Linked DNA regions of Homo sapiens: region 2 is linked to region 1. Evidence: read pairs that join two places in POLR2A ChIA-PET (ENCODE). Cell type or tissue: GM12878. All regions are shown on one strand.

Evidence for each region. ChIA-PET counts read pairs that join two places held together with the same protein. Peaks named below come from ENCODE experiments on the same cell type or tissue, not always from the same donor. Only the 100,000 strongest peaks of a DNase experiment are listed, where the experiment ranks them.
Region 2: POLR2A ChIA-PET joins it to region 1 with 6 read pairs; 11 of 35 experiments call an interaction of 5 or more read pairs at or near these places.

Annotation. Positions count from the first base shown.
Region 1 is chr3:31,621,656-31,624,155 of GRCh38, forward strand. It overlaps STT3B (STT3 oligosaccharyltransferase complex catalytic subunit B), which reads left to right. Exons shown (of 16, transcript NM_178862.3): 10 at 442-653; 11 at 2,019-2,206. Among named protein-coding and RNA genes, the nearest start is that of OSBPL10-AS1, 81 kb to the right of the region's middle. In GM12878, no CTCF peak of the experiment used is centred here; a DNase peak (open chromatin) is centred at 1,506; H3K27ac peaks cover 465 bases.
Region 2 is chr3:31,535,616-31,538,115 of GRCh38, forward strand. All of the region lies in intron 1 of STT3B (STT3 oligosaccharyltransferase complex catalytic subunit B), which reads left to right. Among named protein-coding and RNA genes, the nearest start is that of STT3B, 3.9 kb to the left of the region's middle. RefSeq lists an enhancer at 1-483. In GM12878, no CTCF peak of the experiment used is centred here; no DNase peak of the experiment used is centred here; H3K4me3 peaks cover 2,500 bases; H3K27ac peaks cover 200 bases.

The DNA of each region.
Region 1 (2,500 bases):
ACTTACGTTCTTCTCATCCCGTTTTTGTTTTAAAGCAGGTTTTATGCCAGATATTGGCACTGGCTTTTTATAGATTTTAAATCTATAAATTTATTTTGCCTGGAGATGTCATGCACAAATATGTTTTTATCTGCCAGCTATGGGTTTTTTATGATGTTATTGACAAATAGTGAATTAAGTCTAATTCTTCATAACTAATTAAATTTGAATCATATACATTTTTCTAAACTGTGGATGTGTAGGTTTTATTTAGTGAACACTAGTTATAATTTCTAAATGTGGCTAATTAATCAGTTGTTCAGTAGTATCAATTTAGAAACAATTAGATCGTTTGTGAGACATTTATATAATTCCAGGTTGGTTTTATAGTTTTAAGTATCTAGTTCAGTTTCCTGGGAACTTTTTCCCTCCAACATATTGTAAGAGAATTTGTCTTTGCAGTTGCTCTATATGCAATCAGTGCTGTCTACTTTGCTGGAGTGATGGTGCGACTGATGTTGACTTTGACTCCAGTCGTGTGTATGCTGTCTGCAATTGCCTTTTCAAATGTTTTTGAGCACTATTTGGGGGATGACATGAAAAGGGAAAATCCACCTGTGGAGGACAGCAGTGATGAGGATGACAAAAGAAACCAAGGAAATTTGTATGATAAGGTGGGGAATCTAAAGTAAGGCCTTTAAATTGTCTATGTCCTTTCTTAATTTTTCCACCACAGTAAGAACTATACATATCAAGAAATGTTATTAAATGATGATTTGGACAAACTGTGACTTTTCTAGTTGGTCTCCACTGTTTGCCTCAAAATATGAATCCTGGTCAGTCCTTTAGCTCAGAGTTAGAAAATAGAATGTAATCAGAGAAGGAATTCCTCTTTTTGGTAATTTGTTATCTAAATACTTAAGATATATACCCTTGTTAATATACCCTTCCATTTTTGAGAGCAAAAACTTTATGCTGTACTAAATTACATAACATTTGGCACTGTAAACCCCTCTGAAACCATGTGGACAGACAGGTGCTTATCCTTGAGGTCCATACTCAGTGCATACTTTCAAAATATTTTGGAAGTGACATTTGATTGGTTGAACAGTAAAATGAAGGGAGCAAAATGCCTTTTTTAAAACCCTCCAGTTCGTTAGCAATAGGTAACTGGCCAATACAGGTAATTTATTTTTAATCTATAGTTTCTCAGTTGGTGCAAGTGTGAAAAGGACTTGTAAGAATTAGAGCACTTGTCTTGGATGACATATTAAACTTTGCTATTTGAATATTGCCTGGATTTTAAAATACTAATAAATTAAACTTCCCAGTATCAGTAATAACTTTGAAATTCTTTCCTTCTATAAGATGAATGTAATTCATAAAGATGTGTGTTAATAAACCCACATTCCTGATTTTTGTGTTTGTTGTTATTGTTGGGGTTTTTTTGTTGCTTTGTGGTTTCTTAACCAGCCTTGAAATTTAGAAGTTGTGACTTTTTCTATTCTCTCTTCCCTTTTCTGTTGGGGAAGGTGATTTTTTAAGGTAATCGTAGTTTTAACAAGTCTGTTGGTTTTAGGGTTTCGAAATCGGAAGACTGATTCTGTTAATGCAGTTTTTTCCTATACTAAAGTGGTACATGGTCAAAATTATAGCTGAGCATTGCCATTTTCAGGATGTGGAATTCAGATTTTATAAGAATTTACATATTAAGATTTCACCAGAATGGGGTCATTTGGTTAATCTCCTTTGTATTTAATTAAAGTATAAGGACAACTGGGTTTGAAAGCAGCTTCTTACTGGAGATAATTATTTTGCTCTGTGACCAGTTTCTGGATTGGTATATTCCCAGGAAACCTTATTCACGTTTGACTTAGAAAACACTCCATCACCCACATAAGAATATCTGATGGTTATACATTTTCTGAGTCATAGAATTAAATTGATAGATAAACAGTCTCTCAACTTTTTCCATTGAGTATCTTAATGAAGCAAGTCAAATAATGAATTTGTCTAACCAATTTTTTTAATATCTTTAGGCAGGTAAAGTGAGGAAACATGCAACTGAACAGGAAAAAACTGAAGAGGGATTAGGCCCTAATATAAAAAGCATTGTCACCATGTTGATGCTGATGCTATTGATGATGTTTGCTGTCCACTGTACCTGGGTCACAAGCAATGCCTACTCTAGTCCAAGTGTAGTCCTGGCCTCATACAATCATGATGGGTAAGAAAATAACTCGGATACAAAAACATTTTATACTTACACTTCTTTTTCGTTGTCTCAAAGGATATAATTAAAAAATAGAATGTTGTTTGTGAGATTCTGCATTTGCTTGTTTTTAATTTTTTATTTTAATTTTGGTAGGTACACAGTAAATACATAATTTTATGGGGTACATTCTATTTATGTCTTTTGATACAGGCATGTGTAATAATCACGTGTAAAATGGGGTTTCCATCCCCTCAACTATTTATCCTTTCAGTTACAAACGATCAAGTTACACTCTTAGTTATTTTT
Region 2 (2,500 bases), 86 kb before region 1:
GGGAGGCTGAGGCAGGAGAATCTCTCGAACCCGGGAGGCGAAGGTTGCAGTGAGCCGAGATCGCGCCACTGCACTCCAGCCTGGGCAACAAAGAGCGAAACTCCGACTCAAAAAAGAAAATATGTTTTGCTTCATTTTTTATATATATGAAAACGCATTTCTGACACATTATCATTTAGCTAAATTTGTACCATTTGAAAGTATACATCTCTGTTTTAAAGAGCTACTTAATTTAGGTATTCTGCATATAGTTTTAATGTTGACATTTCTTAATTAAATGTTTATATTCATAATGTTAGATAATCTTGCTTAGTAGTAAGGAGATTTGTATAATAATGGACTGTCTCCTGTGCCTTACCGTGAATGGAGATTTGTCAGTATGAATCTAATATAATGTCTAATTCAGGTGACTTAATGAGAGAATCAGGTTTCAGACAAAAAAAATACCTTGTTCTTGTTTTTTTTTCATGTCTTTTGAAGATCTCACGTAGTTAGGCATCTCATTCATTCTTATCTGATTCTTACAGTCATTCTTTTTGAAAAGGTTAAAAGGAGGGGGATGTGTAGATTGCCTGCCATTATTACTTTGGGCTTTTAAAGCTTTTCGGGGCTTTTAAATCTAGTTTTCTTCTATAGCTACTAATAGTCGCAACACTTTAACTGGTCTGTAGCTGAACACTCTAGTGTTTCTAGTTTGGGAGTTGCTCAGATCACCATCATATCATATAGCAATGGCACAGACCTTTAATAATATTTAAATGTTACTCTCAGGCTGTGCATCCACAAACCGATTTATTCTGGCCTGCTCATACCTTCCCTGACCTCTTTTTCCATATCTCTATCAATGGTTTCATTTCTGCAAGTCGTTTTAGTGAAGGGTTTACTTTCTCTGTGAGCTATTTCTTTAAATTTTACAGTAGTTCTTAAATTGTGTAAAAGACTCAAGTTAGCTGCTGAAAGTGACGTCACAGAGTTATACTTGTTTTTTAAATTTGTCACCCAAGTTATTTATCTTACCAGTTGTCATAAGGGGTGATGTGTGATTTATTTATTGAAGTACACTGCACTTTTTTAACATTTAGCAACATTTTTGGTAACAATTTGACTTCACTTTAGTAATTCCTCCCTTATCAGCTGAGTTGAACAGATAGGAGGAAGCAGTTTGAAAATATATTGTCTGTACTTGCCAAACGTTTGGTTAATCAGCCACTTTAACAGCACTTAACTATACCTTTTTATCTGGAACAAAATGTGTTTTCTACATATTTTTATTGTAAGAGATAATACTTTTACTTTATATTAGCCAGATACCTTCTCCATATCCATTATCTTGTTCAATTGTGGTAGCCTTTCCCATAGAAGCAATGAAGTTCCCTATGTGAGAGCTCTTTTTTCCCTGCCTTAGCAGGTTATAAAGTGGGTTCTCCCTAGAGAGAATTCTCTGAGCCTTAGGTTTTGGCTGTAGTTAGCAAAAATGCAGCAGACGCCTTTTTGCTGGGCAGAAAGTTGCAAGTTAGAGTTGGAACTTAGAATGCAATTTTTCCGAAGAAACTATGGTATAAATTGGTTAATTAGTACAGATGTGTTTTCAAAGGAATGATAAACCTTTGGAACATAAGCTGTTAGAAGTTGGGGACTACTTCCTGTACTTTGAGGTCTCCATGTTTTCCTTCACTTTGCAGATGACAAAAAGAGGCTGTTGACCTCAGTTCTGAAGAAGACAAATTGGTAGCCAAACCAGTTTTAGAACACAAACGTCCCCAAATCTTAAAAAGTCACTTTGTGGGATCATTAGCATCAGCAGTCCAGCTGCACTTCAGACCAGGTATCACTGTTACTGATTGCATTGACAATTAAATTGTATGAATTTATGATAAGATTGGTGCTACTCCCATTTCGGTTGAGTGTGATGGCTTCCATAAGTAGTAATCATAGATTTCATGATGTATAGGCCCTACGGTAGTTAGGGTCTGTCATGAATGCCCTTGGGACTTTTCCTTCCCCCTTTATGGTTTTCATATCGTAAAGGTTAACTTGGGTAGGACTGCATGCCCCTTACTGCCATGAGTAGTTTGCATAAAGACAACATTGGTTATAAACATTAGAAGCTCAATATAAGGATTTACATCATAATCTCTGACCCAGTTGTTAATGAATATGGGCTAACTTAACTAGCCCTTCTGTACCTAATCAATTTTTATACTCTCTATAAGTTTTGAGTGTTTGAGAAAATGTTAACATTTATCTTTATTGTTATATCTTAGTATTCGTCTGTGCACACGTGCTCTCCGAAATGAAGGATGGAAAGGTTAATATTATTCTCAAGTGACCAAATCATGTTTTTCCCCTCAATTTGTTTACTTTTAAAACTTAATGATCTTAGGGAGTGAAAATACTGCAGTTAACTTGAATTATAAAGACCCCACAATTCAACAGACCTATTGCTAAACTATTATAAAAATTTTCAAATGCACAAGAAAGTTGAATTTTATAGTGAACA